3 separate regions of the Homo sapiens genome follow, and regions 2 and 3 are each linked to region 1. A link is an interaction called in ENCODE POLR2A ChIA-PET data of the cell type or tissue named here. Cell type or tissue: PC-9. All regions are shown on one strand. Each heading gives the region's core, and the rest is flanking DNA. Links, peaks and the distances in the headings are about the cores only.

Evidence for each region. ChIA-PET counts read pairs that join two places held together with the same protein. Peaks named below come from ENCODE experiments on the same cell type or tissue, not always from the same donor. Only the 100,000 strongest peaks of a DNase experiment are listed, where the experiment ranks them.
Region 2: POLR2A ChIA-PET joins it to region 1 with 6 read pairs; 2 of 35 experiments call an interaction of 5 or more read pairs at or near these places.
Region 3: POLR2A ChIA-PET joins it to region 1 with 7 read pairs; 2 of 35 experiments call an interaction of 5 or more read pairs at or near these places.

Annotation. Positions count from the first base shown.
Region 1 is chr7:77,523,863-77,534,182 of GRCh38, forward strand. All of the region lies in intron 2 of LOC124901681 (a long non-coding RNA gene), which reads right to left. Among named protein-coding and RNA genes, the nearest start is that of PTPN12, 8.3 kb to the right of the region's middle. RefSeq lists enhancers at 1,712-2,213, 2,214-2,713. In PC-9, for the core only: no CTCF peak of the experiment used is centred there; a DNase peak (open chromatin) is centred at 4,689; H3K27ac peaks cover 3,831 bases.
Region 2 is chr7:77,949,594-77,959,913 of GRCh38, forward strand. PHTF2 (putative homeodomain transcription factor 2) reads left to right here. Exons shown (of 19, transcript NM_001395272.1): 16 at 85-240; 17 at 2,024-2,119; 18 at 4,176-4,301; 19 at 5,265-7,632. The coding sequence ends at 5,285. Among named protein-coding and RNA genes, the nearest start is that of DDX3ILA1, 36 kb to the right of the region's middle. In PC-9, for the core only: no CTCF peak of the experiment used is centred there; no DNase peak of the experiment used is centred there.
Region 3 is chr7:75,941,400-75,951,670 of GRCh38, forward strand. All of the region lies in intron 1 of POR (cytochrome p450 oxidoreductase), which reads left to right. It overlaps SNORA14A (small nucleolar RNA, H/ACA box 14A), which reads left to right and starts at 2,384; the gene lies at 2,384-2,517. In PC-9, for the core only: CTCF peaks have their summits at 4,213 and 4,441; DNase peaks (open chromatin) are centred at 2,682, 4,092 and 4,502; H3K27ac peaks cover 3,079 bases.

The DNA.
Region 1 (10,320 bases), core at 2,192-7,191:
TCAAAAGTGAACACTGCCCAAAAGTCCATCAATGGATGAAAGAATAAACAAAATGTAGTATATACTTATAATGCAATATTATTCAGCTTTAAAAAGGCAGAAAATCCTTTCATACGCTATAACATGGATGAACCTTCAAGACATTACACTAAATGAAATTAGCCAGTCACAAAAAGACAAATAAATGTGAGCCCACCTGTATGAGGTATCTAAAATAGTTATATTCATAGAAACAAAGTAGAATGGTAGTTACTGGGAGCTAGAAGGACAGGGAAATCAAGGAACATTGTTTAATGAGTATACATATTCAGTTTTGCAAGATGAAAAGTTTCTGGAGATCTGTTGCACAACAATGCAAATATATTTAACACTAATGAACACTTAAAAATGGTTAAGATAGTAAATTTTGTTATGTGATTTTACCAGAATTTTTTTAAAGGCAAGATACTACTCAGCATAAAGTTATACATGCACTGGAACAATAAAAATTCTAAATACAAGATAATGGTTATTTCTGGGGAGAGAAAGGAAGGACTCTATAGGCATCTCAACTCTATCCATACTGTTTTCTTACTGAAAATCTGAGGCAAATATGAAAATATTAAGATTTGAAACAAAACATTATGCAAGTGAAAGAAGCCAGACACAAGAGGCCACATACTATTATATATGATTCCATTTTTATATGAAATATACAGAATAGGTAAATCCATATAGACAGAATGCAGATTGGTGATTGCCAGGATGTTAGGGGAGGAAGGAGTAGGGAGTAACTGTTTAATGGGAATAGGGCTTTCTTTTGGGGACACGAAAATGTCTTAGAACTAGATAGATGTGGTAGTTGCACAATATTGTGAATGTACTAAATGCCACTGAATTGTTAACTTTAAAATGATTAATTACATATTATATAAATTTCACTTCAATTAAAACAAACTAAGGAAAGGGAGAATTTCAAGAAGGAATGGTATTCACTGAAAAGGGTCAAATGCTGCACAAGGGTTAAGAAGGATGTACACTAAGAGGTCATGAGATTTGGCAAGTAGGAAGTCCTTTAGGAGATATGTGCCAGTAGTCAGACTGTTGTGGGTTGCATGAGATGGGCAGTAGTTTGTGGGAGTCTTGAGCATTTTGTAGGATAAGGAGAGTCACTGAAGGGGAAAAGACTGACAATAAAGGAGAGGAGATATTTGTACAGCAAGAGTAGGAAGAGACATAAAAGGGTAGAGAGGGTCAACAGAATCCTAATAGTGGAGAGAAATGAGTAAGTTATAGGGGTAAATTTGTGATTTCCCAATTTCACTTGGAAAGGAGAAACTGAGTTAAAACTTGATAACTCCATTTTTCTAAGAATGAAGAAGCAGGGTGTAGGGCTTGAAGCGAGTGATAAAGCCATGGGAGCTGACCAAAAATGGACAAAAGGGCTGTCTGAGCAGCTTTGAGGGCTTTAGTAGAAATCATAAATATCTCCCTCGCACACACAAACCCACAATTAAAAAGTTCAACTGTTAAAGGTATTGCATGATTAATAGTATGTCTCACAAATTGCTCATTAGAAATAAAACCACTGCCTAGACTCATCTGTATGACACATGATACTGGATTTGTGAAATATTATGAATATACTTAAAAATAGTATTCATGTAACACAACAGAAAGATCACTCAGTGAGAACTACAGAAAGATAGCAAATTGAAATCTACTGAAGAAATATTAAATACCAAACATTCAGCTAGAAAAAGAAATGAAATATCTCTAGGAGACAACTTACTACTGAAGAAAGATATAAATAAATATTTCACCAGAATTTTGAAATAATGGAACTATTTAAAAATTGACAAGGAAAGGGCAGTTGATGATTGCCTTGATAAATTACATAGTTAATTTCTTTGAAAAAAAAAAAAAAAAGGATATGCCCTAAAGTTTAAAATAAACTATTTTAAAAGTATACTTTTAAAAAGTAACTGGTAGAGCATATTAAATGGAAATTAAAAACAATTTTAAAACCATAAAATGCTTGCTAATTGAAAACTAAGACTAATCGTAACTAGCTATTAACAGTAAATACCTTTTAACAAATTTTCAACTACTGAGCCAGGTGCAGTGGCTCATGCCTGTCATCTCAGCACTTTGGGAGGCCAAGGCAGGCAGATTGCTTGAGCTCAGGAGTTTGAAGCCAGCCTAGGCAACGTGGCGAAACTCTCTACAAAAAATACAAAAATTAGCTGGGTGTGGTGGCGTGTGCCTGTGGTCTTGGATACTCGGGAGGCTGAGGTGGGTGGATCACTTGAGTCCCAGAGGTCAAGGCTGCAGTGAGCCATGACTGTGTCACTGCATTCCAACCTGGGTGACAGAGTGAGAGACCCTGTCTTAAAACAAAACAAAAACCAAAGTTTCAACTACTGAATGAACTTGAATATAACTAAAAAATCGGCAGGCGCCTGTAGTCCCAGCTACTCGGGAGGCTGAGGCAGGAGAATGGCGTGAACCCGGGAGGCAGAGCTTGCAGTGAGCCGAGATCATGCCACTGCACTCCAGCCTGGGTGACAGAGTGAGACTCCATCTCAAAATAAATAAATAAATAAAAGAAATGTGATATTCACTGACAAGGTAAGGTAACCATCAAATGATGACATATAATATGCACATTAGGTGCCTTCTAGAATTCTATGGGCATTAGAAGATTTTTGCATAATATTACAGCAATTCTTGGAAATGAAATTTCCCTCTATAGATTTTAGTTTAGACTTGTATAGCTGCTAACGACACCAATTATTTGTTTGACTATAGGCTAAATAACAGAGTTGAAAGAAATCTCTGCTTTCTAGTTGCCAACACAGAAACATGAAGTGCAAGATTTTCACAGAATAGTGAATATGATAAAAATATAAAATCATGGAACTTTAAATATACTTTTTTAACTGCAGTACAATATATCTAACATAAAATTTATCATTTTAACCATTTTTAAGTGTATAGCTCAGTAACATTAAGTACATTCACATTGTTGTGCAACCATCACCACTAACCATTTTTTATCATCTCAAACTATATATTTTATTTATTTATATTGTGGTGAAAAACACATACATTTGCCATCTTAACCATTTTTAAGTGTATAGTTTACTAGTATTAAGTATACCTGTATTGATTCACATTGTTGTGAAACAGATCTCCAGAACGTTTTTATCTTGCAAATCTGAAAATCTATGCCCATTAAACTCCCCTTTTCCCTTCTGCCCCCAACCCCTGGTAACCACCATTCTATTTTGTTTCTATGAGTTTAACTACTTTAGATACCTCAAATAAGTGGAAGCACATTTTTTTTAATCTAAAATTATTAGTGGTCACTGAAGAAAAGGGATTTTTTGCTTGTTTTGTTTTGCTGATAGTTTGGCCTGACCTCAATCAATAAAGTGAATGAATTTTATATGGCACAATTATATTTCATAAGCCTTGTTAATGATCCATTCTTGAATACAGAAACCAAATGTCATCATGTTGAAAAACGACTAATTAGATGGTCAGGTAGTATTTGACTTTGAAGTTATTTATAAAATTTTAATTTTTCTTTGAATGTTAAATGAAACAGCATAAGAAGTATGAGATAGAAAGGTCAGAGAACAGGGTGGATTTAATGACTGTATTCTCTTGCAGTTAGCATTAATTATTACTGTATGTAGCCTTTGTTGTGTAACACTCTTAAGTTTTCATTGAGTGGAGAATTATCTGGGTTTTAGTTCTAGTTCTGCCATCTATGTGATCTTGGGCAAATAATTTAATTTCTCTAAAGTTATGCATTATTATCCTTACTAGTATTCTAATGCATATATAAAGAATATAGGGTCGGGTGCGGTGGCTCATGCCTGTAATCCCAACACTTCGGGAAGTTGAGGCAGGTGGATCACCTAAGGTCAGGAGTTAGAGACCAGCCTGGCCAACATGCTGAAACCCCGTCTCTACCAAAAAAAGAAAAGAAAAAAAAATTAGCCAGGCATGGCAGTGCACACCTATAATCCCAGCTACTTGGGAGGCTGAGGCAGGAGAATCACTTGAACCCTGGAGGTGGAGGTTACAGTGAGCCAAGATTATACTACTGTACTCCAGCCTGGGGACAAAGAGAGACTCCTTCTCAAAAAAAAAAAAAAAAAAATATATATATATATATATATAAAATAATACCTGACCTACCTACTTAAGGGTAGAGTTATAAGGATAAACAGGATGTGATATATGAAAAAGCTCTGACATATTAAGCTTTGAAATACACATTGAATATTAGAGAGATTTCATCCCTTCCAAACTTCTCTTCATTTTTATGTGTCTTCTGAAAATTTTATGTTACCGTAGGAAACTAAAAAGTTATGCTCCCTTACTGCCAGTTTCCTATTTATTAGATGACACATTTCAACAAAAAACTCAGATTAAAAAATGGTCAACATTTGCTGTGACTATGGCTAGAAAGAAGGAATAAATAGGATACCAGGATAAACAAGAATTTCCCTAGCTTCTCATTCACTCTCTCATAACCTCCCACCCAAAAGTCTATCTTAAATATAGTTTCAGAGTATGGAGAGGACTGAGGAATGCAGAATGAAATGACAGGTTAATATTAGAAATGCCATTGTGGGAGACTCTCAGGAATGATTTCAACCTTCACCTGCAGTTTCACTTAAATCACACCAGGTATAGAATCATTGTGACTCAGTGGTTTATGCAACAATCTGGAAACTCAGGACCTGTAAGCTTTGGCCATGTGTCTGACATTTGTTTTCCACAAGTAAGCTAATCATGTTCACTCACTGTGCTTCATTTAGCTTTTATCTATTAATGAAGAAAATGATATGAAATTACTTCCCAGGGTTGTAAAAAAAAAAAAAAGAACAGAACTCACAAAGAGCTATAAAATGCTGTGAAAGCCATAACAAAGGTAGCTTGTATGAGTATAGATGTGAAAACACCCCAAAAGTTAAAATTTCCACACATTTAAAGCATTAATTTTACCTGAGCTAAGGGAAAAAAAAGGTAATATGAACATGAAACAAGTAGATCATCCTGAAACCTCTTTTGGATTATTAGTTTTAAATTCCTTCCCACTCAGACCTTCACAAAAGTAGTAAGAAGAGAGATTTTTTTAAAAATGAAATTTAGCTTTCTTCTCATTCCTCCTGTATTTACCCAGAGTGATGTAGCTAGTGAGTAGGAAAAGGGCCTAAAGAGATGAGGAAGGAGGTAAAAAAGCACAAGACCCAGAAATCATTAACGGTCTTTAACCAGTTATTATTTTGTGTTTTGTTTTTCTTTTCTTTTTGAGACAGAGTCTTGCTTTGTTGCCTAGGGTGGAATTCAGTGGCATCAGAGTTCACTGCAGCCTCAACCTCAACCTCCGAGGTTCAAGCAATCCTCCCACCTCAGCCTCCCAAGTAGCTGGGACTACAGGTATGCACCACCACGCCTGGGTAATTTAAAAATTTTTTTTGTAGAGACTGGGTCTCACTGTGTTGCCTAGGCTGTTCTCAAACTCCTGGGCTCAAGCAATTCTCCTGTCTCAGCCTCCCACAGTGCTGGGATTGCAGGTGTGAGCCGTTGCGCCTGGCCTATTTTGTGTTTTCTATGAGTAAGTATATAGTACACCACTGCTGAAACATTATCTCATTAAGCCAGCACCAGGTGGCTTTCCTAAAAGAGGAAACTGATGCTTAGACAGCTTAAGTGACTTACCCTGAACAAGAAATGGAACAGGTTTTTGAACCTTCATTTCTCTGACTTCAGAGCCCACGCTCTTTATTACTGCCCTATTCTGTTTCAAGAAAAGCAAAATTTACTTATGGAATAAATGTCAACTGAACCTCTCCTAAAAGTTTATCGGAAGTCAGGTTACTCTGGAGATTCTCCCCATCTCCCCCATGGCCATATGGGTTATGTTGTGACATACCCACATATTGCTGCATGTCTGCTTAATGTTCTTTTCTTTCCTTTAAAAGTTTATTTTATTTTACTTTATAGATACGGGGTTTCGCCATGTTGGCCAGGCTGGTCTCGAACTCCTGGCCTCAAGTGATGTGCTCGCCTCAGCCTCCCGAAATGCTGGGCTTACAGGCGTGAGCCACTGAGTGCATCCTAATGTTCTCTTCCTAATCAGATTCTTTATACTTTCTACTCTCTCTCAAGGCTTCAAATCGCTAATTCTACCCCATGGCATACATTCAGCTTCTGCCCTTGCTGCATAATGACTTACTCTTTCTAGGTTTCCAAATTCAGATTCCTAAGAGTGAGAACTGATTGGCCCAGACCATCTTCTTATACCAGGACATAGGTTGCTGGCCAGTCTGTATGGGCTGATTAACTTCTCAACTGCCCAAACACGTGGCTGTGACAGAGGATAGGCAGAGCAGTAAATTTCCCTGAGACTATAGTATAGGTAGGTGAGCTTTCTAAAGCTGGACCTACCATGTGCCATTTTTAAAAATCTCCCAAACAAGATCTGCCTCCTTCCACCCAGCTTTTTTTTCTGAGACAGGGTCTTGCTCTGTTGCCCAAGCTAGAGTGCAGCGGTACAATCATGGCTCACTCCAGCTTGGAACTCCGGGGCTTAAGCAATCCTCCTGCCTCAGCCTCCCGACTAGCTGGGATTACAGGCACACATCACCACGCCTGGGTAATTTTTGTATTTTTAGTAGAGACAGGGTTTCATCGTGTTGGCCAGGCTGGTCTCGAACTCCTGACCTCAAGTGATCTGCCCGCCTTGGCCTCCCAAAGTGTTGGGATTACAGGCGTGAGCCAGGGCACCCAGCCTGCATTTCTTACTTTTTATTTTATTTTTTTTGAGACGGAGTCTTGCTCTGTCACTCAGGCTGGAGTGCAGTGGCGTGATCTCAGCTCACTGCAAGCTCTGCCTCCTGGGTTCACGCCATTCTCCTGCCTCAGCCTCCGGAGTAGCTGGGACTACAGGCTCCAGCCACCACGCCCGGCTAATTATTCGTATTTTTTTTTTTTAAGTAGAGACGGGGTTTCACCGTGTTAGCCAGGATGGTCTCGATCTCCTGACCTCGTGATCTGCCCGCCTTGGCCTCCCAAAGTGCTGGGATTACATGCGTGAGCCACCGTGCCCGGCCACTTCTTACTTTTATTTTTGTTGTTTCATGTATTGGCTCCTAATATCTCTCATTCCCTTCTCTCTCATTCACAATTTATCAGAAAAGTACCAGATTACTATTTTCCTCATTTCCATAATTTTGCTTCTATCCTCAGAAACCTCTTGTGGCTCCCATGCCTACAGTATCAACATTCTCCAGAGCCTAGTCTACTTTGGAGCTTTCACATCTATACAAATGTTCTACTTCAAACTTCTGCTTTGCTGTCTTCATGCTTATCACTTCTCTTGCCTGGGCGTTCTACTTCCTGTTCAAACCTAATTTAACTTACCCTTTAAGGTCTACCTCTGTGACCACCCCATGCTGACAGCCCGGTCCACAATTCTCTCTCCTCAGAACTGTTAAATCACTTATTATCTGTATCACTCTTTCACATTTATTAACTTAAAGTAACTAAGAGTTTATTGTTTTTCCTGTCTCCTGAACTAAGATATTCATTCCTTAGGAGTAGGAGCCATCTCTATAACATTTTTGTATCTGACACACACAGCATAAACCCTCATATGTTGATATGTTAAAAAGCCATATGTAGATTGAAACAAGACCTAAATGTATTGAAAAGAAGAAAAAGCCACTTTGAGAGGCCGAGGTGGGTGGATCACGAGGTCAGGAGATCGAGACCATCCTGGCTAACATGGTGAAACCCTGTCTCTACTAAAAATACAAAAAAATTAGTCAGGCATGGGGGCGGGCGCCTGTAGTCCAAGCTACTCGGGAGGCTGAGGCAGGAGAATGGCATGGAACCCGGGAGGTGGAGCTTGCAGTGAGCCGAGATCACGCCACTGCACTCCAGCCTGGGCGACAGAGTGAGACTTTGTCTCAAAAAAAAAAAAAAAAAGAAGAAGAAGAAGAAGAAGAAGAAAAAGCTAGCAAGGTACCAAGGAAAGCACTGCTAAGCCTTTCCAAAGAACTGAAATCCTGGCGGGGCTTGGTGGTTCACGCCTGTAATCCCAGCACTTTGGGAGGCCGAGGTGGGTTAATCATTTGAGGTCAGGGGTTCGAGACTAGCCTGGCCAACGTTGTGAAACCCCATCTCTACTAAAAATTCAAAAAAATTAGCCGGGCGTGGTGGCAGGCACCTGTAAGCCCAGCTACTGGGAGGCTGAGGCAGGAGAATCACTTGAACCAGGAGGCTCAGGTTGCAGTGAGCCGAGATCGCGCCACTGCACTCCAGCCTGTGCGACTAAGGAAGACTCCATCTCAAAAAAGAAAAAAAAAGAAAAAAAAGAATTGAAATCCTTGGAGATAGTTTACATAAATTTTCCCAAACCTAGCAGTAGATGCCAAAGGTAGCCGCTGAGAACTCAAGAAACTCTCAAGTGTTGCAAGAAAGAGAGAGAAGCTTGCCAATAAGACGAAACATTTTAAAAAAGACTAAAAACACCAGCCAAAATGGGACTCAATACCTTAAACAAGTAACACTTCTTACCCAACACTATACCAAACCGTACTAGACTGTTACACAACTTGTTCAGCATATCTTCTTTACCGATCATTGTCTGGTTGGTACATTCTTTTGAACCATCAAAAGCAGAGGCACTTCTGATCATCCTTCCATTTCTCTTCCTACAGTCGAATTTCTCTCCCATTTCTGAGGGGAAAGGGCCATCTACAATAAGCATGATCAAGCCCTGATTCTGGCATTTCCTCACATCCCGTGAAACTCAGTCTCAGTATCTGGTTAAAGTAAAATACTGCGGGCCCTTTTTTCAAATAAAGTTTACCTTAGAAATTAAACTATTCCTCTAAGTGAATTTTTGAAATACAGAGCAAAACTGTATCTCTTTGCATGCACACACATATATAAATGCATAGGAAAAAATTTGGAAGGGCATAACTTGAAGTGCATTTTTTTCTTTTTTCTTTTTTTTGTTTTTTTGTTTTTGTTTTGTTTTGTTTTGTTTTTTATTGATCATTCTTGGGTGTTTCTCACAGAGGGGGATTTGGCAGGGTCATAGGACAATAGTGGAGGGAAGGTCAGCAGATAAACAAGTGAACAAAGGTCTTTGGTTTTCCTAGGCAGAGGACCCTGCGGCCTTCCGCAGCGTTTGTGTCCCTGGGTACTTGAGATTAGGGAGTGGTGATGACTCTTAATGAGCATGCTGCCTTCAAGCATCTGTTTAACAAAGCACATCTTGCACCGCCCTTCATCCATTTAACTCTGAGTGGACACAGCACATGTTTCAGAGAGCACAGGGTTGGGGGTAAGGTCACAGATCAACAGGATCCCAAGGCAGAAGAATTTTTCTTAGTACAGAACAAAATGAAAAGTCTCCCATGTCTACTTCTACACAGACACGGCAACCATCCGACTTCTCAATCTTTTCCCCACCTTTCCCCCCTTTCTATTCCACAAAGCCGCCATTGTCATCCTGGCCGTTCTCAATGAGCTGCTGGGCACACCTCCCAGACGGGGTGGTGGCCGGGCAGAGGGGCTCCTCACTTCCCAGTAGGGGCGGCCGGGCAGAGGCGCCCCTCACCTCCCGGAAGGGACGGCTGGCCGGGCGGGGGGCCGACCCCCCCACCTCCCACCCGGACGGGGCGGCTGGCCAGGCAGAGGGGCTCCCCACCTCCCAGTAGGGGCGGCCGGGCAGAGGCGCCCCTCACCTCCCGGACGGGACGGCTGGCCGGGCGGGGGGCTGACCCCCCCACCTCCCTCCCGGACGGGGCGGCTGGCCGGGCAGGGGGCTGACCCCCCCACCTCCCTCCCGGACTGGGCGGCTGGCCGGGCGGGGGGCTGACCCCCCCCACCTCCCTCCCGGACTGGGCGGCTGGCCGGGCGGGGGGCTGACCCCCCCACCTCCCTCCCGGACGGGGCGGCTGGCCGGGCAGAGGGACTCCTCACTTCCCAGTAGGGGCGGCCGGGCAGAGGCGCCCCTCACCTCCTGGACGGGGCGGCTGGCGGGCGGGGGGCTGACCCCCCCACCTCCCTCCCGGACGGGGCGACTGGCCGGGCGGGTCTGACCCCCCCACCTCCCTCCGGACGGGGCGACTGGCCTGGCCGGCGGCTGACCCCCCCACCTCCCTCCCGGACGGGGCGGCTGGCCTGGCGGGGGGCTGACCCCCCCCACCTCCCTCCGGGACAGGGTGGCTGCCAGGCGGAGACGCTCCTCACTTCCCAGACGGGGTGGCTGCCGGGCGGAGGGTCTCCTCACTTCTCAGACGG
Region 2 (10,320 bases), core at 2,914-7,913, 430 kb after region 1:
TATGAACAATCTATGTTTATTTCTTTTGAAAAGAAATTGTTTGAATCACATTGCTGCTTTATGTTACCTTTTTCATACTTTTAGCTACTTCATGTACACGAGATCTTCCTTGATTGTCACTACAATTGGGAATTGGTAATCTGGTGCATCTCGTTAACACTTTTTCTCCTAAGATTTGTTACCCTTGGATCAGAAACAAGTAAAAAATATAGTAATACCTCAATATTACTTACTGAACAGGTGAGTGTGCCTACTTATTATGCTACAAATTAATGTCTATAAGTTAAAATGTTTTCATTTCCTTTATGTTTTTCAAGAATGTGTTCTATTTGATTAAGGTCATTTGTGCTATAAAGCAAAATGTAAAATTTAATAGGACACAAGCCTTTCTTCAGTGTTCCTGCCTTGACTCATATTTCAAATCCAATCTGCTTTTTTAATGTCCCATTTTTATTTGACAAGAAGGAAGTACCATTTGTTAAATTAATGTATTTTAAACTATGAATGGGACATGTTTGCTTTGCAGTGTAGCAGAGCCGCATTTGAGTAAGTATACATTTTTACTCAGTAGAAAGAATAAAGTATAATTGGTTAATTTTATTTTGTATGAATTTGTTAAATATTTTCCTCCCGCCACTTTATAGGAATTTTGTAAAGAAACTTATTCTCATGAATATTTTAGTTAGGGATAGTTTGATTTTAAACAATCAATAAACCTGTCAAATGAGCTCAAACAGGAGAGTAACCCACAAAGATAAAGATCCCTGAGAAAGTATACTTGAGCCCGCCAGGCACGGTGGCTCATACCTGTAATCTCAGCACTTTGGGAGGGTAAGGCAGGTGGATTACTTGAGGTCAGGAGTTCAAGACCAGCCTGGCCAACAAGGTGAAACCCCATCCCTACAAAAAATACAAAAATTAGCCAGGTATGGTGGTGCGTGCCTGTAATCCCAGCTACTTGTTAGGCTGAGGCAGGAGAATCGTTTGAACCCCGGAGGTTGCAGTGAGCTGAGATTGTGCCACTGCACTCCAGCCTAGGCAACAGAGTGAGACTCCAACTCAAAAAAAAGTATACTTGAGCCTTATGAAATTGGACAAAATCAACCACTTCCTCCAACTCGCTCTGAGGCTAATGGTTTCTCATTTCCACCCTTCTAATCACCTTTCTTTCTGTGGCCTTTCTGTAGACTTGTTACCCTATGATTTTGGTTTACACACGGTTTTGGTTTGGCTTAGCACGAGTTCTGGCTTAGACTTTTACTAACTTTTCAGTTCATGTTCCTACAATATCTGATAGATATATCATGTTAGTCTCACCAGTCAGTATATTGACTAGCTTTGGTTTGGGTGTACATTCCAGCCTAATCAGCGATGGCTGCCAGATTGGGGGTAAAGGTGAGATCAAATGGGGATAAGCACAGTTGCCTAGGCTTGCTTCTTCCACTGGCTTGGGGTTAGAGCATTTTTCAAAGAAAGGAACTGTGGATACCCCAAAATTATCTATTATAGAGTGGATAATAAAAATACACAAATATTTTTGAGTGACTTTCAAATAAATCATAAAACAACAAGGCATTGTGACTGCCTATAATCCCAACACTTTGGGAGGCTGAGATGAGAGGATCACTTGAATCCAGGATTTCAATACCAGCCTGGGCAACATAGCAAGACCCCATCTCTAGTAAAAAAGAAAGAAAGAAAAATTATAAACTATTGGTTTAGTTTATTCTAATTATTATTTATTTTTTAGGTTGATTTGGCTCCGATAATAAAGTGTCTCACCTTTTAAATAATGCCATCCAGTCTTTTTTATTTTGGCTTTTGATTACATTTCAAAAGTGTTTGAGAAACAGTTATTATTTTCCTATTATAAAATAAGTATAGGAAATTTGGAATATATAGTATAAAGACTATTAAAATCACCTATAATCTCAATAACCAGATACTTGAGTGAATATCTTTCAAGTCCTTTAAAAATGTGTATTTATTATAATTTGAAGCATTTCTATTCTTTTTATAAAAGATAAACCTCTACTTGAAAATGGAGAAAAAACCTAACAAAAAGGAGGAACTGACACTAGTGAATAATGTTTTAAAACTGGCTACTAAACTGCTAAAGGTAAGAATAGAACTGAAAATGGTTATAATGTCAAATATGCTGTTCTGACATAATTTTATTTTTTTGTTTATAGATATTACTTTGTATGTGGTTTTCATGATTATCCAAGTTGTTTCCAAATTATACTTGTGCACATACATACAATTTATATTTTACTTCTCATTGCAAAAGTGCTTGAACTAATCCAAATAATTTCTTTGGAAATTGTATATTAATAATAATATGTCTGGAGTATTGTAGAGGTTGGCATCTTTGGAAATGTATGCCTCCTACACCTTAAAATAGATATCAAAAAAGAAAATTTGTTGTTTACTTGGGAAGTTTTTTATTTTGTATTTCTCAGAGAAGTCTTCTGGTTGGCCTGAGTTAGCTTAAAAAGTAATAATACATAATTATCATAATAAATATGTGTCATAAATAAACATTTAATTTTTGATAACAAAAAGGAATACAATTTTGATGTATTTTATCTCATAGTAACTCTTTGGGGGTAATTTAATAAAACATTTTTTATCACTGCTTACAATATTCATTATGTTTTTAGTTCTTAAAAGGAAAATATTTTTTAAAATTTCAACTTCTATAACCAATTGAATATAATTGTTAGAGTTATTTATGTTTTCAGAGAATGGTATGAAATTAGTTGTGTTTCAGTGTTATAGTTAATTCTTCAGTCAACTAAACAGTGTGAATTGGGTATAGACTATGCACCACATAGTATTGAAGGGTTCAGAAGAAGTGGGTGGGGGGATAATAAAAAGCAATTACAGATTGCTTTCTTTTTCAAATCCCTTTAATTATCCTGAGGAAGATGATGACATTTAAATAACAAGCAAGATAATAGAGGCAAACTCCATTTTTGACCAAAATGCTCAATGGGAAAAAAATATCTTGAATTAATAGTTTTGTGTTTGCTTGACACATGTATATTGCCTATCTTCAGAGTGTAGGCACTGTGTAGGAAGGGGCTACAAAGGTGAGACTCAATGAGCAGCCACAATCTCAGAGCAAAGTATAAAAATGACTAGAATAACAAAGCATAATAGTATGATTCTTTTTGATCATACATAGTCTCCTAGTCAGAAATCTGGGACTTAACATAGATCGTACCTTCTTTCTCTCTCTCTTTACAGCCAAGAAATTCTCAAGTCCGCTGATTCAGTCTTTTAAATATCTTCCAATTCATCCTCTTCTCTATTAGTACGGCCCTATGTGAGATCCTTGTCTCTCACTTATGCTTTTGATACACTGAACTCCTTACAGATATTCTTGCTTCTGATCTCATTGCTCCCTAGTCTTTCTTCTACATTGCTGGCCCAATGATCTTTCTTCCTTGTACTTGGGCCCTAACAATGCTGAGCAACCTGTAGCAATTCAGATGTGTCATGTTCTCATGTGTCTTTTAGAATATTTACTCCCCACCATCCACAAAGTTTCAGGAGCACCTTCCTCTATGGCCCCATTATTTGCTTTTTATATGTACCTTTGAAATGGGACTTTCATATTTTAATTATTTGTTGCATGTCTACTAAACTGTAAGGTCCTTCAGTTCAGGGACTGAATCTTAACTTCCCAGAGCCTAGCACAGGGCTTGGCATATGATAGAACTTTAAATGTTTGAATTAACCAATTAATTAATACATGTATTTGAAAATGAATTGACTCAAAGAGGAGTTTTTACATGTTATAATCTTGTCAGAAAATTTGGCCAATTTCTAATTGTTCTACCGAAAGGTATTGTTCTCTTTCGGTTTCTAGTCTAGTTCTTATATTAAAAAATGTTCTCTAGCCTCTTTATAATAGCTTAAGGGACAGAAATTGGAGTTACATATTTAGTCACAGAGTTCTTTTAAAGGAAGTTCCTTTTTCCTTTAAAACCATTAAAACTATTATTGAAATTTACTTCTTTCAAGTTTAACCAAGTTTATCCTTTCTAAAAGCATCCATAATTGGTAACTTTTTTGAAAGTGTTTTTTAATTCTCATTGTATATTGTTCTGAATTAGCTTAGTAATTCTTTTTGAATCTGGGACTGACTTTTTTTTCTCTTCTGCTAGGAGTTGGACAGTCCTTTTAGATTATATGGGCTTACAATGAATCCGCTGCTTTATAACATCACCCAGGTTGTTATCCTGTCAGCTGTTTCTGGTGTTATCAGTGACTTGCTTGGATTTAATTTAAAGGTAAGAGGTTGCAAGTACTTTTTATTTCTTAGTTTCCTGTTGCATTTTTGTTGCGCCCATTTTACCCTCACATGCACAGTAATGCGGTCATTTTGGTAAGATTGCAATTATTGAACATTTCACATTTAATTTCAAAGAATTATATGTATTTATGTTTTATAATACTGCAGGAATTTCTAACTTGGAACAGTATTTATTATAAATAGAAGTCTTGTGTAGGATAAGTAGAAGTATTTGGTTTTTTTTATTTTTTATTTTGAGATGGAGTCTGCTCTGTTGCCCAGGCTGGTGTGCAGTTGCGCGACCTTGGCTCACTGCAACCTCTGCCTCCCGGGTTCAAGGATTTCTCCTGCCTCAGCCTCCCAAGTAGCTGGGACTACAGGTGTGCACCACCACGCCTGGCCAATTTTTGTATTTTTAGTAGAGACAGTGTTTCACCATGTTAGCCAGGCTGGTCTCGAACTCCTGACCTCAAGTGATACACCCACCTTGGCCTCCCAGAGTGCTGGGATTGCAGGTGTGAGCCACCGCGCCTAGCAAGAAGTATTTATTTTTACTAATAAAGCTTTAATTTAGGTGATAAAAAAGAAAAAAGCCTTATTTCTATTTTTGGCCAAAAGTTGTATTATTTATCTGTATAGCAATGCATACATCTTCCAATATATGCACAACTAACTGTTAGGAAGGTGTAAGATAATCATATTAAACAAGTACTGTGTATATATATATATATATATATATATATATATATAGCCACTTCTCAAGAGAAAGCAATAGAAATCTGATTTTCACATTTTTGTTTGTGTTTAAGGTGAGTTCTTCTTAAAAGGATAAAGGAGTTAAAATATTAGAAACTGCACTTGTTTGTGAATGAAATTTGAATTTAAAAATGGTGTTATATGATATAATTTAAGCTTTGATATTAAAACTGGCTTGTCACCACTTCTATTTTTTTTTTTCTAGCTATGGAAGATTAAGTCATGACAATTCAAAGAAAAGAAGATGTAGCCTCTTTTCCAGAATAAGAGTACTGACTAAGCTGCCTGAAAGCTTGTCACTGATTCTTTGCTTCAGGAGTCTCAGCTAGGGAGTTGAAGTGTTTACATCAGACTGTCTTGTGCAATTCTTATATTTATTTTACTGGTTCACTTTTTTTTACATTTATTTTAGTCTTTATATTTTTATTTTTAAGCATTGATGTACTTAGTTGTTGAAAGGGTGATGAAACTGATATCCAGATACTTGAGATCCTGGTAATTGGTCATAAATAATTGGCAAAATAACAAATTGTGAAAATAGAAGCCATTGCTCAGCACCGTTTCTCCATCAATGCCGTGAACTTGCCTTACTTGAGGAAAAATTCTTTAACTTTGGAATATTGCATTGAACTCAGCTATACACATAAAACATTTTCTTTGGTAAATCAAGATCCAGTCAGGGTTTCTCTTGAATTATTTTGGAACAATGCCAGGATCCAAACTGATTAAGTTACAGTTTAAGCACCCTTCAGTATTAATATATACGGTATTATATAACAGGTCAACAAGTGCTCTTTGATGATAAAACTTGTAATAGAGCAATAATTGTAAATGGTTACCATACTGTAAGATATTTTGATAAAAATTAACTAGTAATACTTGTATTTATTTGAAACACTGGGCTGTTTGCACAGCTCCAACTGTGCATGCTCAAAATGTGCACTTTTTAAAATTGTTACTTTTAATGCGTATCTTTATATGGGATCTGTTATAGTATACTAGGGCATGATATGGTATCCTTTTGAGTGAGGTATATACTCATCTCACAAGTGAAGTGCCTACTGATATTACTAAAGTACATTATGTTTACTCAAGTAAATAATTTTCTCCCCATGGTACACTCTAGTGTAGGCTATTCATACCACACTGAAATGAACAACTGAAGAATAAGGCTAAGAACCAATAAAATATTTCTCTAATTGCTAGTTGTAAAACTGTATCCAAATTTTCAGAAAAGACAGCTTCAGCTTGCAAATTCTATCCTCTAAACTTATCTGGTGCATTCTCCCCACCCCACCCCCATTATATAAGGGCTATTTTAGATGCTTTTAACCTCCCCAACAAATAATTTGCCAAGTGTCCAATGAGAACTTATCATGTTGGTGTGTTAGGTAAATCGGGCAAATATGATAGTGTCTTACATTGGGCCTTGATTTTAAGTTGTTATATTTGTACAATCGAGTATTTTAGAAATTACATGAAACATGAAACAGTTTTTGCAATTTTTTTTAAACTGGGCATCTGGTTTCTAAAAATTTATTTGAAACAATCTAGAATTTTCTTGGTGCAAAGTGTATCATGTGGAATATCCTCATATTTTTACCATATTTTAAGAACTTTAAGACGATTAATTGTAAATAATTTATTTGATTGGTGCAGTTCTAATCCCTAAATCATAATCTTAAAATCAGGAATGTGTGGAGAACAGAGCCATGTCATATCACTTTGCTCTTACCATTCCTTTTGATCAGCCTCAATTCAGCCTCATTGTGTAGTATGTTTTTTCTTTCTATGAAAAACAACAGAAAGCATTTCATTTTATTTGCCTATGTTCAAATATGTTTAATAATGACCAAAGTGCATTCTGAGTTTTTTCAAGGAATGTAATACTGGAGCTTTAAGAACATACTTAGTTTCTCATGTGAAAACTTAGGCTTTGTCTGATGTTTTTCCTTCCTCTATTGTCTAATGTTGAGGTTGTTTTTAGGAATTATGTTTTATAAACTTTTTCAATATAAGGTACATGCCTATACAGAACTTAACATTTTGCACAGAATATATCAAATATATTTTGAGAAAAAAAGTACGGCATGAGTTCTGTTAGGAATAAAAGATGAAACTATTGTATCTCACAAAAAATCTTATTTCAGAATGGAAATATTTTTGAGAAAAGTAGCTGAGTATACTGGTTTAAGAAAATGCTTGTTTTAGATTGAGGTTAACTTAGAGTTGGGAGTTGATTTATTAAGTACAGTATACCTCTCAACAGTTTATAAATAATATGTTGAATTATGTCAGTGTGGGCAGCAGTAGAATACTAAAAGGAAAATGTCATGTTAAGCAATTTCAGAACATTAACTGAACTATTTTCAAAGCAGAAAAATTGACATTGCTGCCTTTAAGAATACCATGAATGTAAGAAATTGAAAGAAATTGTAAAATATCACATAATATAGAAATGGCAGTTCAAAGAGAATTGTGGCAGATGTTGTGTGTGAACTGTTGTTTCTTTGCCACATGTGTTGTATTTGAAAGTTTTACAGTAAGTTTAAAATAAAACATTCTGTGACTGACGGTGTTTTTTTTTTTAATTTTCAGGTCATATACATTTCTATGGTAATTTTGTGTTTACTTAACATAAAATTTAGTTAGATTTGGGGGGAGTGAAAATAAATTTTTTATAACTTTCCAACATTTTAGATTTTGTTATGATTCTTAGAACATGAAAGAATAATACACAGGTTTTTCATCACCAAAATGATATTATATCATTAATGTTTGTTTGCTTCTTTGTTTTTGAATACAGCAAACTGGCTGTGGCCTGAAATATTAAAGCTCATTGTGAAAAGATAGTGGTTTTTTTGGTTTGTTTGTTTGTTTTGAGACGGAGTCTCACACTGTCACCTGGGCTGGAGTGCAATGGCACAATCTTGGCTTACTGCAACCTCTGCCTCCCAGGTTCACACCATTCTCCTGCCTCAGCCTCCTGAGTAGCTGGGATTACAGGCGCCCACCACCACGCCCTGCTAATTTTTTGTGTTTTTAGTAGAGATGGGGTTTCTCTATGTTGGCCAGACTGGTCTCAAACTCCTGATCTCATGATCTGCCTGCCTCGGCCTCCCAAAGTGCTGGGCTTATAGGCGTGAGCCACTGTGCCCAGCCGATAGTGGTGTTTTTAAACAAATGATTTTGCCACATGAATTTAGCATGAGAGATTATGATCAACAGTAGGATGGTTAAACATTCTAATATTTCTGTTATCTGATTGGTCCAAGTGTTCACTGGGCTTAAATTAATCTAGGACTATTAATTCAAGTGCACTTTCAAACTTACTTTAAGCTTACAAATGGCTCTTTTAATGAATCTCCCTTCATACTTCAAAATAGCAATATGACTGGCACTTCTTAATTGTTTGCTGTATCACTTAGAACATAATTCTCAACTTTTTTTCTGCCAAGCCTATACAAAAAGACACCACAAATGCTTAACAGTAGCACTGGCTCCCCAAAGTACTTACTGCCTGGGGAATCTAAAAGGCCATTAGGGATGGGAAAAACCCAAGTGTTTTTTTCTACTCTCACACCATTCAGCATAACACTTCTGATACCAGATTCTCTGGCAGACACCAACTGGGTGTTTTAGAATTTAACTCAGCTCTAACACTACACCCAAAAGAATGTCAGATCCCACAGGTTGAGGGCTCATTCCCACCAGACTGCCCCCACTTCAGATGCCAGGCACAAGACCCAGGTTGTGATCTGCCTCCCCATCAGGGTTCCTACGACCCTCTTCTTGGGTTCAGTTAATTTGCTAGAGAAACATTTAACTTTTACAGGTTTATTATAAAGGATACAGATGATGGAGGAGATGCATAGGCAAGGTATGGGCGAAAGAGTGTGGAGCTTTCATGCCCTGTCCAGAGTGTGCCACACTCCAGGAGGCTCCATGTGTTGTGCAACCCAGAAACCCTCCAAATCCCATGGTTGAGGGATTTTTATGGAGACTTCAAATCACATAGGCATGATTAATAAACTCCACTTCCAGCCTCTCTGGAGGGAAGGTGGAACTGAAAGTTCCAAGTTTATAATCATGGTTTGGTTCTTCTGGTGACTGGCGCTCATTTAGGAGCCCACCAAGATTTGCCTCCTTGCAGTAAAAGACATTCCTATTACCTGGAATTTACAAAGCTATTAGGAACTGCGTGACAGGAACTAGAGTCAAAGACCAAATATTAGAAGAAAAGATTCTCCTAGCACCCTTGTCATTCAGGAAATTACAAGAGCTTTAGGAGCTCTGTGCCAGCGACTGGGGGCAGAGACCTGTGTATATATATAATTTCAGAGAGGTGGTACAGATACACTTTCAAGAAAGTATTCCCCAAGTGACTTGTAAAATTTGTTCCACTTAACCATTTGTCACCACCCTGAGAATTATTGGCTTAAGATACAAAATTTTGTAGAATGTGTAAAAGAAAATAAAATTTAAGGACCCTCCAAACTTACTATGCCCAGGGGAAGTTAAGTCCTAGAGACAGAGTAACGTAGCATATTTGCCCCTTCTGCTTCTTAGATTATAGATTAACTTTCTTCCTTATTGTTCTTGTTCTGTAAATGACTAGGAAAGACCAGAGACCAGACTTCTGCCTCTTCTAGTCCCTAATCTTCGTTATAGGTTAACTGCCTCTTTTATTGTCCTATACCTAAATCAGACCAGGTGGAGCAAAACACCCCCATGACTGTTACATCTTCAGTGTGGAATATTAAATATACCTTTTAAGAGAAAGAAAGACCACCTCAGCTAATTAGATCATTGAATTATGCATTAAACCTTCTATAGAAAGATGTAGAAATTCTGTTAAGCTCCCCTAAACTTTGTCTATATAAATGATCCCAAACTTCTAGACTTCAGAACACTGACTTCCATCCTTTGGAATATGTTCTTCTCCGGGGACTGTTGTCAAACTTCGTGCTTGGGTAAACTTACTCAAACTTAGATTTTTTTTTTTTTTTTTTTTTTTTTCCTTGAGATGGAGTCTCACTGTATCGCATAGGCTGGAGTTCAGTGGCACGATCTCAGCTCACTGCAACCTCCACCTCCCAGGTTCAAGTGATGCTCATGCCTCAGCTTCCCAAATAGCTGGGATTACAGGCATGTACCACCATGCCTGGTTAATTTTTGTATTTTTAATAGAGATGGGGGTTTCACCATGTTGGCCAGGCTGGTCTTGAACTCCTGACCTTAGGTGATCTGCCCGCCTTGGC
Region 3 (10,271 bases), core at 2,458-7,457, 1.6 Mb before region 1:
TTGGTGACCAGCTCCATATTGCTTTGTGGAGAAGAAACCTGAGTCCTGGGAGGTCAAGTAACCCGTTCAGACTCCCACAACCAGAGCCTCCGGCATCTGTACTGCCCAGTCAGTACAGAGCTCCGGTAACTAGGTGCACTTCAGTTATCTAGAGTAGGCGCTAATAACTTATTTCTTGTCAGAGGCCAGGTAATAAATATTTTTTAGGCTTTGCATGCCAAGAAGTAAAATCTAGGATGTTATATATAATGAGAGGCAACAAGTTTCCATGTTTTTTGTTGATGAAATTCAAATAAGGCTGGTTGCGGTGGTTCACACCTGTAATCCCAGCACTTTGGGAGGCCAAGGCGGGAGAATTGCTTGAGCCCAGGTGTTTGAGACCAGCCTGGGCAACTTAGCCAGACCCTGTCTCTATAATTTGAAATATATATTTTTAAAAGAAATTCGAGTAATAACTAATAACAGTTGAGTGCAAGTTTTTAATACAGGTTTGTTAATAAGAAGAATGGAATGATTTTTGTAGGGATAACAATTTTGGGCCAGGTGCCATGACTCACGCCTCTAATCCCAGCACTCTTGGAGGCTGAGGTGGGAGGATCGCTTGAGTCCAGGAGTTTGAGACCAGCCTGGGCAACATGGCTAACCCCTGTCTCTACAAAAAAATATTTAAAAAGTTAGCTGGGCATGGTGGGTAGTATACACCTGTAGTCCCAACTACTGTGGAGACTGAGGTGGGAGGATCACTTGAGCCCAGAAGGCTGAGGCTGGAGTGAGCTGCGATTGTGCCACTGCACTGCAGTCTGGGTGACAAAGCAAGACCCAGTCTCAAAAAAACAAAAAACAGAAAACAATTTTGTTTCATTGGGGTTCTGAATTAGTGTTCCCAAACATCAAAATCTGTTGCAAATATCCCCGTGTCAGTGCTCATCTGTAATGAGATTGTATAGGTGACATCTTTGAAAATATCTTTTCACACAAATAGGTACTGCCAAGTTATATTGGTCAGGGAGCATAAATTTTGATGGGGCATTTTAATCATTGGAAGACAGCATTTATAGATTTTTTTTTTTAGATTCCCCTCTTGATATTTGCCTTTTTGCATTATTGCATTGCAGATCAGCCACTTCCAATTGAAGGTTAGATGAGAGCTGCTCAATTGTACAGTTAAATGGATTTTAAAATATGGGAATTTCCTTCATACTTAGATCAAGATCTGAAAAACGCTGCTAGGGCTAGAACTAGCAGCTCAAAGTTTTTGTTTTTTTTGAGCTCAAGGTTTGAGCTCAAAAAAATGTGCAAAGGTTTTTCACTTGTTCTAACCTTGACAGTCTAGGAATTGTATGGCGCAGGTTGACATTACTTGTGATTCATACAATGTTAATTTCATTGAAATGACTTTACCGCAATATAAGTTTTGCATATAACTGCTGTTTTGCCTTATAATTTTAGATTGGCCTCATTAAGAAACATCAAGTCTGCAGCAAAAGCTAATTTCCAAAGCGATTTAGTATTTGGTAATAGTGGTTGAGGGCAGTTCTTTCTTTTTTCTTTTTCTTTTTTTTTTTTTATTGAGATGGAGTCTTGCTCTGTCACCCAGGCTGGAGTGCAGTGGCATGATCTCGGCTCATTACAACCTCCACCTCCCAGGTTCAAGTGTTTCTTCTGCCTCAGCCTCCTGAGTAGCTGGGACTACAGGCACGTGGCACCACACCCAGCTAATTTTTTGTATTTTTAGTAGAGATGGGGTTTCACCGTGTTAGCCAGGATGGTCTCGATCTCCTCACCTTGTGATCCGCCTGCCTCGGCTTCCCAAAATGCTGGGTTTACAGGCATGAGCCACCGTGCCCGGCCCTCTCTTTTTTTATTTTTTATTTTTATTTTTAGACTAAGAGGGCAGTACTTTTCAGTTATTCTTGTTCAGAAAAGATTTAATATTCACTCTGAGCTCAAAATAGTCACACCAGACTTTACCACTGCTAAGCTGCTGAACTGCTGTATGGTAGGCCAGTTAGGATATTCAGCTTCTATTTTTGACAAAAATCCTTAAGACCAACTTAGGTTAAGTCCATGAGAGCAGATACTGTTGACATTCCCTTGTTCGATCACATATAATAGATTCAAATTTTTTGCATAATATCTGCTGGTGAATAATATAGTGAACAACCATAGGCTCCAACTAAGCCTTTTTCTGCCCCCCACATTCATTATAACACATCTTAGTGGATTCCATTTCAGATTGTACTAAACTTTTCTCAACTTCTTTGAAAATGCTCTTATTTGTAGTTGTTTCATGCTAATTCTTCAAACTTGGTATTGACTCCCCAAGTAAACAACAACTGAAAAGTATTGGTAACGTCTTTAGATTCATCAAGAGCCAAGGAATTGCATTCTTAAACCCTCTTGGTGGCTTCCCTGTAAATGCTTCCAAGATATGAGCGAATGCTATAGAAATTGCAGGAAAGTCCAAAGGGCTGCGCGTCTCCTGTGGCTCAGTCTTATTTCATACCTGCAACATCTTTTAAGGGAAATTTGCAAAAGGGAGAATTATCAACTTAAAAAAAAAATAGCCAAGGAAACCTCGACTCTTCAAGGAAGCAAGGAAACGTGCTCTCCTTGGGAGTGACATTAGAGGAGGCCCAGTGTGAGTCAGGACTTCATCACCACCTGGCGGAACCAGGGAGCCCCACCCCATGTGTCAGTGGAGATCATGTGCTGTCTTCCCTCTCCAAGCTAGGGTTTGTCAGCAGAGGCCCAGGAGGGAGACTGAATCTCGCCTGACAGCAATGAACTGATACCTTCCTTCCCTATAAGCAGGTGACAGACAATATTTAATAAAATCAAAAAAGGCTGGGTGCAATGGCTTACACCTGTAATCCCAACACTTTGGGAGGCCAAGGTGGGTGGATCACTTGAGGCCAGGAGTTTGAGACCAGCCCCAGCAACATGGTGAGACCCTGTCTTTACTAAAAATACAAAAAAATAAATTAGCCAGGCGTGGTGGCACACGCCTGTAATCACAGCTACTCTGGTGGCTGAGGCATGAGAATCAGTTGAACCTGGGAGGCAGAGATTGCAGTGCACTGAGATCACACAATTGCACTCCAGCCTGGGCAATAGAGACAGACTCTGTCTCAAAAATAAAATAGGCTTAAATAAGATTCAGGATCTTAAAGTACCCAGAATGCCCAGAATACAATAAAAATCAATCACTATACCAAGAACCACAAAACTCTCAACTTGAATGAGAAAAGAGAGTCAACAGACACCAGCATCAGGATGACACAGATGTTGGAATTAAGATATAGAGAAGAATGAAACAGATGTCTTAGAACCGAAATATACAATAGTCAAAATAGGAAACTGAATGGATGACTCCACAGCAAAATGGAGGAGACAGAAGAGAGAATCCATGAACTTGAAGTTAGAGCAGTAGAAATCACCTAACCTAAACAACAGAAAATAGACTGAAAACCAAAACAAAACAAATGAACAGAGCCTCAGGATTTTGTGGGACTAATAACAAAAGATCTGACTTTCATGTCACCCAAGTCCCAGGAGAAGAAGAGAAAGAGAGTGAGGCTGAAAAGTTATTTAAAAAATAATGGCGGCCGGGCACGGTGGCTCACTCCTATAATCCCAGCACTTTGGGAGACAGAGGTGGGCAGAATCTCAGGAGTTCATTACCAGACTGGGCAATGTGGCAAAACCCTGTCTCTACTAAAAATACAAAAATTAGCCAGGTGTGGTGAGGCACACCTGTAGTCCCACCTACTCAGGAGGCCTGAGGCAGGAGGATCCCTTGAGCCCGGAGGATCCCTCAAGCCCAGAAAGTTGAGGCTTCAGTGAACAGTGATTGCACCACTATGCCTCCAGCCTGGGTGATAGAGCAAGACCTTGTCTCCTAAAACAAAAAAGAAAAGAAAAGAAAAGTTGCTATATTTTGCAAAAGACATAAATCTACAGATTCAAGAAACTGAGTGAACCCCACAGAAGGTAAACACAAAGAAATCTGCACCAACATCTCAGTACAGATAATAAACTTCCTGGGTACTCTGGCTATTGTGGCTGTGGAGCGATCTGTCTGAGTCACTCTTGGACACTGCTTTTTAACAGGTCACCTTGGAGAGTGTAGTGTTCCCCGAGTACCTCTCAGTCCCTGTGGGTTGCGCTGTCAGGCAACAGTAGGGTATGGTTCCATGAGGGTTTTCCCTCATCTTGAAGCCACTAAACCTTGGCAGAGGGGCTTGTGAACCTGAATGACCCCGCTCCCCCTGCAGCCAGAAGGTGCAGCCCCTGGTGCCAGAGCCTTGTCTAGGTGGCCCTGACATGACAGTGACAGCTAAAGGGTTGACTAAATTACAAGTTTTATTCTTTCCTTTCTTGTTACTGCTTTGATTGGGGTGTCTGACTCACCCCAATATCAGTGCTGAGTTGGTTGCTCAATCTTTTTTACGGACCAGAAGTTGCAAACAGTAAATGCAAAACTGCAAATACTTCCTGGAAGATAACCTGTTCCAGTGTTGCAAATGGTTGGCCTCAGAGAGCCCTTGTGTTCTTGCGTCATTCTCCCTTTCAGAAGCTGGTGAGGCTCCTGCCAGTGCCCCCCAGCCTGTGTGCTCCCTGATTTATTTGTCCATCTTGCTCAGTGGTGTGTGGGAGGGACTGGAGCTGTTGCCCTTGATTGCTACCTTGGTGGGAACCAGCCAGCTACCGAAATTGACAGGGAATCGTGGTCAAGCTATACATGCATAGTTTTTACCCTTCTCTGTATGTTGTATTTTATAATAATGAAAACATGTAGAGACCTAATTTATAATAAAAGTCAGGTCTGCTCTATTTAGAGTTGGGGAGATCTAGTTGGCTGGTATTCTGACATGTGCCTTTTTCTGTGCCTAATTTTTTCTTGAGACAGGACCTCACTCTGTTGCCTAGACTACAGTGTAGTGGTGTGATTATGGCTCACCGCAACCTCAACCTCCTGGGCTCAGGTGATCCTCCTACCTCGGCCTGCCACATAGCTGGGACTACAGGTGCGCACCGTCACACCTGGCTAACTTTTGTATTTTGTGGTAGAAGTGGGGTTTTGCCATGTTACCCAGGTTGGTCTCAAACTCCTGAGCTCAAGTAATCTGCCCGCCTTGGCCTCCCAAAGTGCTGAGATTAAAGGCATGAGCCACTGCACCCAGCTCTGTACCTAATTTTACAGATGAGAACATGAAAGCCTTCTGTTGGTAAGGGGTGTGTCTGGGGTCCCAGCCAGCTGGTGTGGCGGGGCTGTGGCAAGAGCCTGGTCTAGTTCTTGTTTGCTGTTTGGATTGATACTGTGTTTGGCCCCATGAGCTCTGCCTTGTCTCTTGTTCCTTTTGCTGAAGGTATAAAGAAGAAACTCAGAGATTAAAGACTCTTTCAGGGCAGAAGGCTCACACAGGCTTCCAGAACCTCCTCGGAGCGATTGTAGGGACTGCCTGACCCGGAAGAGAGTTGTCAGTCAAGACCGCCAGAGTTTTCCCATCAGAGTATTTGGCATAGCAGAGGTGGCTCCCAAACTGTGCCAGGGCACTGCAGCAAACTCACAAGTGATCATTCTCAATGCGGCGGACGCTCAAGTCTGTTGAACTCCATGCGAAGTGCTAGCTTGGGACAGTTCACGGTTCCAACGTGAGATCCTTGCTGCATTCCTTCTTAGGATTTTACATCTTTGCGAAGCTGGGTTTGCAGTGGTTGTTCAGACCTAACTATACGTGGAACTGTTAGGCATTTTTTTTTGGCCTACGGATACCATTAAAAATTTGCTGAGATACCAGGGACTCCACAAACGAAGGACATTTGGGATCTGTCCAGACAGGTACACTGGAAGCCCAATGTGTGTTTTATTTGTTAATTGATTGATTGATTGAGACAGTCTTGCTCTGTTGCCCAGGCTGGAGTGCAAGTGGCACGATCTTGGCTCACTGCAACCTCCGCCTCCCGGGTTCAAGCGATTCTCCTGCCTCAGCCTCCCAAATAGCTGGGATTACAGGTGTCTGCCACCATGACCTGCTCGCAGCACCACGCCCAGCTAATTTTTGTATTTTTAGTAGAGACGGGGTTTCACCATGTTGGCCAGGCTGGCCTCAAACTCCTGACCTCAAGTGATATGCCTGCCTCAGCCTCCCAAAGTGCTGTGATTACAGGCGTTAGCCACCACGGCCGGCCCCAATGTGTGTTTTAAATCTTTGCGCTTAAATGTTTTTGATTTCTGCACATTTTGTGTTGCACGTGTCATAATGCATTCACCGATTCCCTTCATTCCCTTGAGTAGTTATTGCGCCCTGGATTCTGCGCCAAGGAAGTGTGTGCTGGGGAGGGGATGGTGGAGCTGAGGTCTGAAGAATGAGTACGAAGCTTCGAGAGGAGGAGCATCTCAGACACCTGTCAGGCTCTGGGGCAGGACCGCAGAGGTGCAAGCTGGAGAGTGGCTCAGGGTGGGGCTGGAGAGATGGGTGTGTGTCTGTGTGCGCGTCAAGGGGAAAACGGTTAAGTTTCTTAACCCAGGGGCTCATTTGTGGCCTCAGCCCCCAGGCACACTGCTTGGATCCTGGGATTCCTCCAAGCTTAACCTCCTTGAGAGGCCTTCCTTTCGCACCGCATGCCAGACACAGAGGTGCCTGAGATGCTGTTCTTCCCTCAAGGAGCTCACACCGAGTGAGAGAGAGACCCATGTCCTAAGTAGAGGGCGGTGAGCACAGCCCGGTGGGAAGCTGGGCCTGTTTCTCGTTTTGCCCGAGTGAGGTGCTTACCCCGTGTGGCCTCATCTGTAGCTCAGGGCCTTGGATAAAGTGATGGCTGGGTCCTTCCCACCGCACCTGTCTTCTCTCAGAAGTAGTTTGATATTTCAGAGTCAAAGCTGCTGGGAACATTCTTGTTCTGTGGAGCCTCCAGGCTGAGCGCTGGGAGTGCCCAGTGTGCTGGTCGGGGCTGGGGGGCACTCAGGGCCAAGCCCCACCCCTGTTGGCTGCAGGAAGTCAGTCACAGCCTCAAGGAGCAGCTCCTGTTCGTTTCCTTCGTTTTGCGTGTTAGTTTCCTTACAGGCGTGAGACTGTGTGGTCCTGACTGTGAACTCCGGGAAGAGGCTGAAAGAAGCTGTGAGTGCAGGTGTTAGAGACAGGCAGCATGAAGAGGAGGGAATAGAGTCAGCCTCACAGACTGTCCTGATGGAGTTGCAGTGTGGTTTTCAGATTATAAAGGCATTCCATAGTCTGTATGCCAAGCACTGCCAATCCAGGTACCCGAAAATCGGAAGGTTCTTGCCTTCTATTCACATGTTTATTTATTCAACAAATCGACATAAATGCTCATTATATGCCAGTCTGTGAACTAAGCCAAGTCCCTGCCCTTGTGGGGTGACCCTCTAGTCAGGGAGAGAGCCAGTGGTGGGGTAATGTATAATATAATGTGAGGTGGGGATAAGCTCAGTTGTGAGGGGTCAGAGGGTGGGGATTGTGGCCAGGGGGCAGTTGTAGATTCTGTTCTCAGGCAAAGTTTCTCTGAGATGGTGACATCTGAGCAGAAACTTAAATGAGGGAGTGAATTTTGCAAATAATGAGATGGCCATGTGCAAAGTCCCTGAAACAGAAGGAGGCCAGCGTGACCTGCAAGGTGTGAGGAAGGGGAGCGTAGTAAGAAATGTGGGTGGTGGGAGTGGGTTCTGAGGGCCGGATCGTATGGGCCTTATGAGCTGTGTAAGGACTTCAGGGCTTTGTTGTTGTTGTTGTTGTTGTTGTTGTTGTTTTTGAGACGGAGTCTCACTCTGTCACCCAGGCTGGAGTGCAGTGGCGTGATCTCAGCTCACTACAACCTCTGCCTCCCAGGTTCAAGCGATTCTCCTGCCTCAGCCTCCCCAAGTAGCTGGGACTACAGGCACGCGTCACCATGCCTGGCTAATTTCTGTATTTTTAGTAGAGATGGAGTTTCGCTGTGTTGGCCAGGCTGGTCTTGAACTCCTGACCTCGTGATCCACCCGCCTCGGCCTCCCAAAGTGATGGGATTACAGGCGTGAGCCACTGTGCCTGGCCACTTTAGGTTTTTGTACGAAGTATGATGTGAAGACATCTCAGGGTTTGTTGTTGTTGTTGTTGTTGTTTGAGATGGAGTCTCACTCTGTTCTCCAGCACTCCAGGCTGGAGTCTGGAGTGCAGTGGTGTGATCTCAGCTCACTGCAACCTCCGCTTCCTGGGTTCAAATGATTCTCCAGCCTCAGCCTCCTGAGTAGCTGGGATTACAGGCATGCGCCACTGCATCCGGCTGATTTTTGTATTTTTAGTAGAGACAGGGTTTCACCATGTTGGCCAGGCTGGTCTCAAACGCCTGACCTCAGGTGATCCACCTGCCTCGGCCTCCCAAAGTGCTGGGATTACAGGTGTGAGCCACCGTGCCCAGCCCATCTCAGGGTTTTGATCAGGGAGGGGACATGACCTGACTTACTTTTTTTTTTTTTTGAGATGGAATCTCGCTCTGTCGCCCAGGCTGGAGTGCAGTGGCACAATGTCAGCTCACTGCAAGCTCTGCCTTCCGGGTTCACACCATTCTCCCACCTCACCTCCCTCCTCCTGTTTCTGGGACTACAGGTGCCTGCCACCACGCCTGGCTAATTTCTTGTATTTTTTTTTTTTAAGTAGAGACGGGGTTTCACTGTGTTAGCCAGGATGGTCTCGATCTCCTGACCTCGTGATCCACCCGCCTTGGCCTCCCAAAGTGCTGGGATTACAGGCATGGGCCACCGTGCCCGGACGATCTGACTTACTTTTTAAAGCATCCCCCTGTCTGCTGTGTGGGGAATGGCCCGTCCATCAGAATTCTCTTGCGGTGATTACGTAGGTGCAGATGTACCGCTAACCTCACTCCCAGCGTCGTCGATTTATTAATAGAAACTGCCATGAGTTATGCAATCAGCTTGAGTCTGCGTTGAGAAGGACTTCACATCATGGGCATTAGATCTCTTCTGGAAAATGAGGGGACCGGTCACTTGGGGAGTTAGAAGGGAGGAGGGTGAGGGACAGGGAGCGCGAGTTTCTTGGCTGCTGCCTTGTGATGGATAACAGCTAGACAGCTAGGGGAGCTCCTGTGTCACCATGGCACTCCTGACTGGTTCCAGTGGGGCCCTGACTGTCTGCTGCCTCATGACTCTGTGGGACAAGTCCTTCCAGAATCTGTCAGAGCAGATCCTAAATGCCTCTCTGTCTGGTTCTATGAAAATGTGACAGGTGGCTCATAAGCTTGACAGAGATCCTGATATGACTAGCATTAAGTAAATATTAAATGTGTTTATAAGATTAAATATAAATAGTTTTCTCTGGGGACAACAGAATTCACTTTGTCCTTTAATGTCATATCAAAAAAGCTGGCCAGGTGCAGTGGCTCACGCCTGTCATCCCAGCACTTTGGGAGGCCGAGGCAGGATCACGAGGTCAGGAGTTTGAGACCAGCCTGACCAACATGGTGAAACTCCATCTCTACTAAAAATACAGAAAATTAGCCGGGTGTGGTGGCACATGCCTGTAATCCCAGCTGCTCAGGAGACTGAGGCAGGAGAATTGCTTGAATCCGGGAGGCAGAGGTTGCAGTGAGCCGAGATCGCACCACTGCACTCCAGCCTGGGTGACAGAGCGAGGCTCTGTCCCCCGGCCCCCCCCCCCCCCGAAAAAAAAAAAGTCATATCAAAAAAGCCAAGTTGAGGCCAGGCACAGTGGCTCACGCCTGTAATCCCAGCACTTTGGGAAGCCGAAGCAGGCAGATCACCTGAGGTCAGGAGTTCGAGACCAGCCTGGCTGACATGGTGAAACCCCGTCTCTACTAAAAATACAAAATTAGCCAGGTGTCGTGGCGGGCACCCGTAGTCCCAGGTACCCTGGAGGCTGAGGCAAGAGAATCGCTTGAACCCAGGAGGCGGAGGTTGCAGTGAGTCGAGATGGTGCCATTGCACTCTAGCCAGGGTGACAGAGAGAGACTCTATCTCAAAAAAATAAAATAAAAAAGAAAGAAAAAAGCTAAATTGAGATGAACTCAAGCCATTGGAAAAGCAGCTCAGATTAGTGAGAAAGCAAAGACCCAAGCTTGCGGGCCTGTTCTGAATGGCCTGTTCCCAGCAGGTTGTGTAGCAGTAGACCGATGCCCACAACCCTCGGATGCCCTGGCTTCCCAGACCAGCCCCATGGTTTCCTGGTGACAGTGACAGCCATCAGCAGTCAGCTAGAACATAGTCTCTCATTGCCTAATTGCTGACACATGACTAA